Linked DNA regions of Homo sapiens: region 2 is linked to region 1. Evidence: read pairs that join two places in POLR2A ChIA-PET (ENCODE). Cell type or tissue: GM12878. All regions are shown on one strand. Each heading gives the region's core, and the rest is flanking DNA. Links, peaks and the distances in the headings are about the cores only. Region 1 overlaps MKNK1-AS1 (MKNK1 antisense RNA 1). Region 2 holds the start of EFCAB14-AS1 (EFCAB14 antisense RNA 1).

Region 1 (5,374 bases), core at 164-5,163:
GGACTGCACAGGCTGGGGCTGGAGTCTGGAGATAAAACTCACATCCTGGTTCCCAGGGGCTGGGGCAAGAGGCTGTGGGGCCTTGAGCCTGGCTTTCCCCAGATGCAAAGGGAGGATATGGTAGCCCTCCCCCACAGGGCCACTGTCAGCATGAAGGCTGCCTGGCACACAGTCACATCGGGTAGGGTTTATGAATGGATGAGTAAACGAACGAAGGCAGAGGTTGGAGAGATGCTCTTTCAGCTGAACTCTTCCAGGGTCTGGAAAGTCAGCACACCTCAGTCCTCCCTCCCACACGCCCAGCCTTGAGGTGGGCCTGCTGCCCAGCACTTCCTCCCCAGCCCTCATCCCAAAAAGTTCCTACACACACCACCAGGAGATAGAGTCACTCCCTAGACAGGCTCATGTCCACACCCCTTTCTAGGGTGCAGGATTGGTGGTTGATTGGGAAAGGGGTGCTGAAAACAAGTCCATCCCTGGAAAAATCCCCCCTCCCCCGCCCCACAGCTCCAGCCCCGCTCCAGAAAGAAGAATCCATTTGAAGTTGAAGGCAGAGCCAGTTCGACTTGTACCCCTGCCCCCTGCCCTAGAGTGAGTTGCAATATATCCGTGCCTGGCTCTCGGAAAGTGCGGACGAGACGGTGTGGGTGGGCTAGGAGTTATTTGCAAGGGTGCTTGCAAACCGTGAAGCCTAGAGGAGAACGGGAGAAGGATGGAACCGAGCGGAGAGGGGAGGTGTATGGTAAGAACCCCGCTCGCCCCGGGTTGAAGGGGAGCTGTGGGTCGGCGGTCAACGCTTGAAGGAGAGGGGTTCCGGGTGGCGGGAGGCGGCTGGGGACCCGCGCAGGCCAGCGTGCCGGCCCCTCCCAGCCCATCGCTGCCGCCGCCGGGGCTGCTCCAAGGGAGCCAAGCGGAGTGGGAGCGGGTCTGCGCGTCTCTGCTCTGCGCGCAGGGGCGGGGGGGCCCAGGACGGGGCGCCCTTTCCCACCCACATGCTGATCTAGGATCTCCAAGCGGCTCGGCCCAGGACACCGCCTGGAAACCCAGCCGCGTGGGAGAGGGCGACCCCACCTCCAACCCCCTTGCTGTGCGCCGGCCCAGCCCCTAGAAGTCAGCGGACGGCGGAGGAGGTGGCCCGGCCTCTCTTGGTGGTCCTGCGCTCTCGGGGTCTTTCCTTCCTGCTGACCCAGGGTGCTCAAGGGTCAGCCTGGTCGGACCCGCAGGGGAGTGTCCACGGACGGGCTCAGGCAAGTGAAGGAGCTGGGGGACGCTGGCGGGAGGGGGCTGAGGGGACGCTTACCTGAACTAGGGGAGAGACTCCATCCAGCCTGAGCTCCAGGAGACAGGAGCAGTGCCCAGACAAGTGGTCAAGAACCTGTAGCCGTGAGAGGACAGGGGTGAGAAAGATAGAGAGGGAGCAGGAGAAGGGGAGACACTCCGCAGGCACTGGCCGCTGGCTCGGGGGTTCCTCTGCTCCACTCTGACCCCGCCCTGCTCTGAACTGGGTAGGACTCTGCCCTAGAATCTCACCTGTCCCCTCCACATCCTCCCCAAGGCCCAAAGTGAGGAGGGGATGGGAGAGAAGAGAGCACAGAGCAACTTCAAATCCGAGACAGGGGAAGCCAGGAGGGCAGAAAACGCCTCTCTGACCAATGCCTCCCCCACCATTTATTTAACCAGTATTCACTGGGCCATTTATTTAACCAATATTCACCTGGGGAGTGGCAGGCACCGCTCCTCCCCCCGCCCCCCCGCTGGGGATACTGCAACAAACAAGGTGGACATAATCTTGGCCCTCAAGGAAGATGGCTGGGGCCTGCAGACCTGGACACAGGAGTCATGGCACCATGAGGGTATCGGGAGTTTAAGAGCCCTGATTTGCAGAGTTTTGGAAATCTGAAAGAAGGAAGGAAGGAAGCAGCATCCCAGCTGCACTCTGAAGGTAGAGCTGGGGTCAGCCAGGGGAAGAGAAAGTAGGCTCAGGGCTCAGGCACAGGGAGCTCACACACCTGGTGAGGTCAGCCCTGCAAGAGCAAAATCAAGGTGGGGGTGGGGAGGGGGGCAGGGCTGGGCAGCAGCCATGACGATCCTAGGAGGAGAGATGGTGCAGTGGTGAGACTAGAGAGGAAGGGATGGATTCTGGGATGCTTGGCAGGGAGAGTCTGCAGGGCTTTGTGATAGATGGCAAATGTGTGGAGGGACGCCTCAGGAGACAGGAGCTGAGGATGAAGCCCAGATTTTCTGGCTGGGTCTGTGGGCTCTGTGGGCGAAGATGAAATTGAGGAAACTGTATCCCAGGGGAAGAGTATGTTTCCAGGAGGGAGGCTTCAGTAGGTCCCAAGCTCTGGAGAGGTCAAGTTAGCTAAGGGTTGAACAGTGTTCATGGAATTCAGCAAAAAGGAGTCAGCTGGTGGCCTTGGTGAAAGCAGTCTGTGGTGTGATGGGGCAGAAACCAGACTGGAGTGGATTGGCTCTTGACAAGGAGATGAGATATATACTGCAGACAGTGCTTTCAAGAAAGGGACAGAGTGTTAGCTGGAGGCAGATGTGGGGTTGAAGAAGGGTTTTGTTTCAAGATGGGAGAGGCCTTCTTAGGTGCATCCAGTGGGAGGTACAGTCCAGTGACGGGTTGGTGAGCTCAGACTAGGAAGTGGGAGGTTTCCCGGGATCCTTAAGGACCACAGTGATGCCAGGGATGTGGATGTACAAAGGGCCCGTGCCGCCCCGCTGTGGTTTTTTCACCTACAAGGCTTGGCAGTTTAGGCATAGACTTGAGGTGGCAGAAAGCCAGACTGTTGCAATTGAGGCTTTGCTGGCAGCTTTGGCAGAAGGACAAAGGGACAAGTGAAGTTACAAGAGAGTAATGGAAATAAGGCAGTTTGGGTTCTTGGATAGATGCAGACAGAATTGGAAGCAACAGTATCGTGGAGAAAACTGTAGAGTTTCAGGGTTTGCATGAGATCAGAGAACAGTTACAGCCAGAGGCAGTGTGGAGTTATGAAGGGCACAGATTTAGGAGACACACAGCCTAGGTTTGAATCACAGCTCTGCCCTGTATTACCATGATGTCTGTGACCTTAGGCGATTCTTCTAACCTCTCAGTCCTCTGTTTTCCAATCCATAAATTAGCAACAGCAGTAGTGCTAACTAAGGGTTGTCATGGCACTTAAATGCGTTAATATATATAAAAGGCGGCCGGGCGCGGTGGCTCATGCTTGTCATCCCAGCACTTTGGGAGGCTGAGGCCAGTGGATCATGAGGTCAGGAGATTGAGACCATCCTGGCCAACATGGTGAAACCCCGTCTCTATTAAAAATACAAAAATTAGCCAGGTGCGCACCTGTAGTCCCAGGTACTCCAGGAGGCTGAGGCAGGAGAATCGCTTGAACCTGGAGGCGGAGGTTGCAGTGGGCCGACTGCACCACTGCACTCCAGTCTCGGCAACAGAGCAAGACTCCATCTCAAAAAAAAAAAAAAAGTATACATATATGGCTTAGAACAGTGTTTGTGCTGTACCCGTGTTTGTACAGAGGTAGCAGTGGAGTTACAGTCGAGAGTAGGGTGTCAGAGTTTCTCAGAGGTGGAATGGCTCAGGGTGATGACAAGGGTGGTAAAGTCCTGAAGGTAATGAGGTATGAGGAAGTGTAGCTGAGGTGGAATGAAGGAATTGAGCATTGGAGATGAGAAGTCAAGAAACTAAGAGGCCAGAGGGGTTGGGTCGTTGGGCAAAAGATGCTGAAGTTCCTCAGGCTGGAGAGGAAAGTGGAGCTAGTTCCAGAGCCTTGGAGGGAAGGAGACAGACAGGAAGGGCAGTTCCACTCCTGCCAGTCTGAAGTCCTCTCTCTCCACCCCTCCGGCTGGATCCAGGCAGCTGAGTTGCTTAGGGTAGACGCAGAGGCCCAGATTGAGGTTAGAGATCCCAGTCTGGCCACCTATATAACCCCTGCTGGGGACTGTGGCCTGAGGATTCTGTTGGGGAAGTGCGAGAGCACCAGGAAGGACTGGAAGGGAGCATCTTTGCCTGGATTGTTACAAAGGCTTGGTCTAACCAACACAGACCTGTGATCGCTCAAAGAAGCCTTCGGAGTCTTGTGCCACTGGGGCCTCTCAGCTGTGCTGGAAGCCAGAGCTTGCAGGGCCTGCAAAGACCATCTAGATCAATCTCACACTTTACCAATGGCAAAGCTGAGCCCCAGTGACGGGAATGGTGAGTGCTTGCCTTTTGCCAGCATGGAGACCCCTTGTGAATGGGGAGGCACCATCAGAGAAGCCAGAATGGAATTCCTGTTCACCCATCACCTCTCCCAGGGGCTCCTGCTCTCAAGCACCTTCCCTCCACCATCACACTTCCAGGCAAGGAGAAGTCTCCAGGGCAGCAGCTCATCTCCACCAGATAGGCAGGCAACTGACAGTGTGTGATATGTTGGCCTGTGTCTGCAACTGTCTGTGTGCAATGCATCTATGCATCTGTGTTTGTATTTCTGGATATGTCCGGTCACTGCGTGTGTGTCTGTGTGTGTGTGTTCGTGCATGCACATGGGCTCAGAGAGGAAGATGATAGATCCCAGGAATCAGACACAGGAGCTGGAAAGCCATGCCTTCAGGCTTCATCCTCAAACCTTGTTTCCAGCTTGGAGACTGTGTGTGTGTGTGTGTGTGTGTGTGTGTGTGTGTGTGTGTGTGTGTGTGCGCGCGCGCGCGCACGCGCACACGCACATGGACACATGTGTGAGTATGCATGTATATATGCCTGTGTCTATGGTGAGGACAGGCCCATGGATTGGCTAGGGTGAGGGTGATGGTAGCTCTTTGGGCTCTGGGTATGCAGAATTCAGTTGGCAGAAGCTGAGAGCTCCCAAGGTAGTGAATAAGCCCCAGCCGGCGATGAGTAAGAGTGATGTGGGAGGTTCCTGAGGATGCGGGTGCTGGGAAGAGGGCTGGCCCAGATTTCCAGGGACTGAGAGGGAACAGAAGGGCTAAGACTAAAAGGAACAGAGGAGTTCATAGTGAGCGGTAAAGAGCTCAGACTGAGCAAGTGAGGGGCTCAGCCTCCCATGGAGGACAGGGGGCTGGGGCCCCTGGCTGATGTCTGGACTGAAGCCCCCACGCCCAGAGGTTCTTGGGCCTTTGGACCAGGAATCTGGAGCCAAGAGGCCTGGCAGCTACCTCTAGTCAAGCAACTGCTCTTGTGCAACACAAACATCCCAGAACCATGGGTTGGGGGCAGAGGGGGGTGCAGGCTGACCTGCTGACCTGAAGGGACTTCAGACAGAGACTCCCTCTCCAGGAGCTCTTGCCTTCACCTACTTAGGACCACCCCCTTGAGCCCAAATTTTTTAAATAAGCAAACATCTCTGTACCTTTCAGTAAACAG
Region 2 (5,374 bases), core at 267-5,266, 130 kb before region 1:
ATTGTGTGGAAAGTAGGAAGAATGGTTTTGAACAGGATATGAACAAATGACTTATTAAAAATTGCTGATCTGGTGTAGGTGGCAGCTGAAACTACATCCATGTCTCCATAAGGTATCCCTCAAAGGCCCAGGCGCTGCCAGGGGGTTTGTCCTGGTAGCTGGAGGAACCGATTTCAGGGAGTAGACACTGGAGACAATACTGACTCCAGGCATGGCTCATGGAAGTAGGATTCTGGTTCTTTGTTCCTATTCCCTCAGCTAATCCCAACCTGGGAATCAGAGAAGTCTTGGGGATTTTTCTCATTTTTAGTACTATTTCAGGGTTTATGAGCATAAAAAGTTATCCATTGGGGAGCTCCATTTTCCCTGCTGAGTGAGCTAGATTGCCTTCCCCACCCACCCACTTAAGTCTGTCTTAAAGCCGTAGCTGGCTCCCACCACCAGTACCATCTCCATTTGAATGGCAGGGCTAAATTCCCCCAGCCATTATCTCACACTGACCACCCAGAGCTTTAGAAGAGAGCTGTGCTTCTAATTTTGACCCAGAAAACCATACCCCTTGAGATTTTACCTAGAGGCTAACCAAGAGCCTAATATGTTTCTCTGGGGGATGACTAAAGCCAAAAAGGCTGTGAGATGAAACATGTGAAATAATATTCAGTTTCCTTACCATTACCAGCTCAGAAGTAGCTAGAGGCTTTCTACCCAAAGGATGCCAAAGTATAGCAGGGCAGGCCTGGAGCTAGGGCCTTCACATGGTGGTAGCAAGTTTTTCAAATCTAATACAATCAAGTACAATACTTCCTTTAAATGCTTCTGTGGACCTGGCATGAAAGATCCCTAGATTGAAAGGAATAATACCTCCATGTCTCCTGTATGTTGAGTCTAGAATTGCTGTGTTGTTCTTAGAAGCAGTCTTTGGGCAACAACTTGAAAGGGGAAAAAAAAACTACAAAAACTTAACTTTGGTATAGGCCAAGTCAGGGAGAAAGTAGAGAAAGCTGTCATGCCACAGACTTCTTTAGTGGAGATCATTTCCTTTTTAACTTTGTTCAGGTTGCCCTTCACCATGGATACAGTCCGGTACCCTTAAACATTTAAGGGCTGTTTTTTTTTTCTTTACATGATGTTCAGCTTGGTATTAACCAAACTTAAATTTTTTTTCCAGAAGTATTAAAATTTAGTTAAAGCAAGATGAAGTCTTTTCCCATGAATGTGTCCCCTTATCTCATTATAGCTTATGCTCAGTTTCACTTTCTTGGAAAGGTTAAAACAAATTAGCCTGGCACTTTAGGTAACTTGAAAATAACTCTCACCCTTCTGACTGCCTTCCATCCACTCTCACCCCACACCTTTTTTTAATATATATACACCCTTACAGATTTTCTAACAACCAAATAAAATTCTAGCAATAAATTGAATTATACTGCTATATTTGTATATACTGTACCATAAATAGTATGTCTGTACCTGGAAGGTATTTTTTTGAGAACTGATTTATATGAAATATACTTGAGGGTAATGTAGCTTGTCCTTTTTAGTTTCAAATTCTTATTCATAGGCAGATACTTTGAAGACACCTTAACTCTTTGTTGTGTGTATTTTCCCTTGCATCAGATAACTATACATGGAGAAATCCATTTTGTTTTTTGGTTTATCTTCTGTTCTTCCTACCTTGTGCTTGTCTGACTAGTATCACCCCTGAGCCAGTATACAGTACCATCCTCTCCCCCTACCAAGTTTGGCAGAGGTGTTTATACTGCATTCTCAGATCTATGAATATTTTTGTCATCCTGCCTGAGAAAGTACATCTTCCAGGCAAAAGTAGGGTATCTTGAACTCCTTTCTTCTGAGTTGAGCAGACTCACTGGCTTAAGCATCCCATAAGCCTATTATTTAGTGTGAATTTGGGACTTTTATTTGTATGTTGTCTTAACTTACTAAGCCTGTGACTTGTATTTAGCTGTAGTCAAGCCTCACCAGCCATATCTCATCTCTGAGAGGAAGACTGGATAGTGAGTTTGGTTTTGGTTTTGGTTTTAAACCCTTTTACCTTTTCAGTCTGGCAGCTCCTACTGCTGCTTTCCTAAGTTACTCAAAGCACTGCTTCTTGGTCCTTGTTTTCTTTTGCCTTGTACTATCTTGTATAATGTTTACTAAAAGAGCCTCCCCATAAATCAGAGAGGCAAAAAGGTAGCATATAAAAAGAAGAACCAAAAGAAGAGAAAACCTGACTTCTAGATGACTGTGGTGTCATCTAAAAGGCAGAGGTGCCTGACCCTCAGGAATGTGTATGATGCAACAGAGCTGAAGAATGGGTTCCCTTCACCTACTGCTGGCCATTGTCCCTTCTGTTGGAGATTCCTTTCTTTATGGTTGCTGTTCATAACCCCTTCAACACCCCCCCTTGCTGGTCCTGCCGGTCACAGTTGAGGATTTTGGCTGTGATGGGCTCATACTCATAATGGCCTGTTGAGTTGTTTTTAGTGACAGGTTTTGTTTGCTGCACACCTCATTGGCTTGCTTACCAACACCAGCTAGAAGTGGTCCCTCTTTCATATCCAAACCAGAACACATTTGGGTATTCCTGAGACTTTATAGAGCGTGTATTGTTTGTTATACGAACCTAACCTACCTTGTTGTTTTCTCATATTAAGAAATTTAAATCTACTTTGTTTTAGTGAAGCTATTTTGGTAATGTATAAGCAATTTTGGTTCTGTTTAGGGAGAATTCAGGGTTTCCATGACTTGATTTGAGCTTTGCATATTTCAAATAAGTAACACAGCCATTTTAATTTAGCTAAATAAAAAAATTTCTTTTTTCTCTCAATGTGTCTGACTAAAGCCTCTCTCACTCCCCTGCGATTTTTAAGGGAAAAAAAAAATCTGCTTTGATTTCTATATTTATGGACGCCTTACACCTTTTGAAAGCAAGGAGTAACACATGGTGGGCCCAAAGTAATTAAGAGTCTGCCTTAAGGACTGCAATATTTGGCCTGAAGAAGCAAAGGCTGCAGGGTTCAGGCTTTTTGCATCCAGAGGATGGGAGGGGTGAGGTGAGGCAGGAGTGAGCCCTGCCCCTGTGTCTACCCGAGATGCTCCACTTAGGCCTGTTTTATTTTTTGAGAGTCAATATAAAAGCGTGTTTGCCATAAATGTCCCACCACCTTAAAAAAAAAAAAAAGCTTAAAATCCGTTGCTAAAGAGGGGTCATACACAAGCTAAAACTTTTTCACACACAGAAAAAAATAACTCTACATGTTTGCTAGATTCTGGATACCTCCCCCCCTCCCCGCAACACAGAATCTGGTGACCTTCCCCCTCAGTCATTATGTAAATGACTATACATAAAGCTTTTGTTATTTACAAATATAATGAGAGGATTTGTTCATTTCCAAAAGGAAAGGGAGAAACACATATCCTGTGATAGAGCTGGGCTTTCTTACCTCAAAACTGCAGCCAAATGGGCAGTATTATCTTTGTCTCACCTTTTAGAACCATTTCCAGAAGTACAAAAATTATTAATATTCCCATGTGGTGGATCTTAACTTTTGGGAGGGGGACATGGATTCCTGTAGGAAAGGTAAAAACTATGGATATATGTCTACGTATAATTTTAGGCAGTTCACTGACCAGCCCTTCCTCCAAGCCAGTTCATGGACCAACTTAATGACACCCTACATACAATCCGAAGCATTCACCAAGTGTTTTCTAACACGACATATCATTAGGGAAGGGGCACTATGGCGTATGGTGGGAAGATCAGTACCTTTGATGCCAAGCAACTGATGATCAATAACTTTCATACCAGTAACTTTGATGCAAGGCAGATGTAGATTTGAGAACTGGCTCTGCAACTAAGAAAGGTATGGCATATGCCCTTGGAACCTGTCTCTTCATCCATAAGAGGAGGATCATGATATCCATTTGGCAGTGTTCTTGTGAATTATTAGAAATAATGTAAAGAGGCAACCACGTAAGAGCTGCATACATCATAGATAATAACAAAGAATGCATTTCAGCCCATAGTGCAGTGTGGCTCACAGGGCTCGTGATGACTCATTTTGCCTGTGACATAGCGACTGTAAATCAACATAGCTCACGTACCCTCAGCAGCTATCACTCTGGTGGCAGCTGTGCTTCACATCCCACAGAACACCAGTGCCTTGGGGTACCTAGGCCAGGGCCTGGCACACATTTTTGTTTTAAATACTGAACAGAGGGATATTGAGTCCATCCACAAGTACTGGTTCAGTGTGTCTCCCCACAGCCAACCACCAGTGCCAGTTCATATTGGTGAGACTCAGCAACCAACTTGGTTTGCAAAGTGACCCCATCAGACAGGAAGGACATTGCCTTCCTAACAGCAAATGAGAAACGAGGGAGCCTTGGACTTTTTTTTTTTTCTTTTAATGTTTCATAGCATGACATCCAGGTGGGTCCTGACCTCTGTCAATACCACCTTCCTGAGGTTAGTTCCATTTCCTACTCTGCACCTGATTCCTGCAGCTCCCACCTTCAGTGAGAGGAGGCTACAGTTCTGAAGGAAAAGGCTTGGCATTGAAGCTATGGTCTTCCTGGGCCAGATTCAGGAGGGAATGGAAGAGAACATTCCTTTCAGGACAGGTGGCCAAAGGATAGGAGACAGAGTGGTTCAGCAGGGGGGGTAGGTTGCACAAGGGTGGGGCAAAGGGCACCTCCTGAAAGATGGGAAGTGGGAATGGGGATCTGGCCTGGGGCTGCTGTGGAGCCAGCTGCAGTGCAGGTTGCAGGGGAGCAGGGGCTTCCGCCTTGGGGTTGCTGTCTTGGTCAGCATGGCTCCTGCCTTCGGGGATGTCCAAATCCCACAGAACATCTGGATTCTGGACCTCAGTCTCAGTCTTGGTGACAGCAGGGGCAGGGCCCGTGTTGATGGCTGCATTCATGCCGTAGCGCCGTCGCTTGTTAATCCAGTACAACAATGGGCTGTAGGTGAATGTGGCAGCTCTCATCACCTCCACCCACTGCTGGGCATGCTCTTCCCGCCTCAAGTTCTTCCTCCAGTGCAGAAAGATAATGCACCCTCCAGTTATCACAGAACACAGCCCCAGGATTCCAAAGTACAATGAGACCCACACTAAGGCAGCAAGAAAGAAAAAGAGGCATGCTGGCTGATAGCTGTAGCTTGGGGCCTGAGCTGTTTCTCATTCCTCTTTCACTTAACCCATGCATCAATCGCTCCATCCACTTAACTACTCTCACCGTTCCTTCCCTCCCTTATTGACTTGCCTCATCATTCCCTTATTCAGTCAAAGCTAGATTTCCAGGGAGCTTAAGCACCACCTTTAACTCTTTACAGATCACAAAAGCTAGGTCTAGCGGGGGCATGTGCTGC

Evidence for each region. ChIA-PET counts read pairs that join two places held together with the same protein. Peaks named below come from ENCODE experiments on the same cell type or tissue, not always from the same donor. Only the 100,000 strongest peaks of a DNase experiment are listed, where the experiment ranks them.
Region 2: POLR2A ChIA-PET joins it to region 1 with 5 read pairs; 4 of 35 experiments call an interaction of 5 or more read pairs at or near these places.

Annotation. Positions count from the first base shown.
Region 1 is chr1:46,539,695-46,545,068 of GRCh38, reverse strand. MKNK1-AS1 (MKNK1 antisense RNA 1) reads right to left here. Exons shown (of 8, transcript NR_038403.1): 2 at 4,060-4,139; 3 at 1,301-1,375. Among named protein-coding and RNA genes, the nearest start is that of MKNK1-AS1, 3.7 kb to the right of the region's middle. In GM12878, for the core only: no CTCF peak of the experiment used is centred there; no DNase peak of the experiment used is centred there; H3K27me3 peaks cover 613 bases.
Region 2 is chr1:46,672,615-46,677,988 of GRCh38, reverse strand. TEX38 (testis expressed 38) reads right to left here. Exons shown (of 2, transcript NM_001145474.4): 2 at 4,395-5,116. The coding sequence ends at 4,533. It overlaps EFCAB14 (EF-hand calcium binding domain 14), which reads left to right. Exons shown (of 11, transcript NM_014774.3): 11 at 1-2,830. It overlaps EFCAB14-AS1 (EFCAB14 antisense RNA 1), which reads right to left and starts at 3,953. Exons shown (of 3, transcript NR_038828.1): 1 at 3,770-3,953. In GM12878, for the core only: no CTCF peak of the experiment used is centred there; no DNase peak of the experiment used is centred there; H3K27ac peaks cover 824 bases.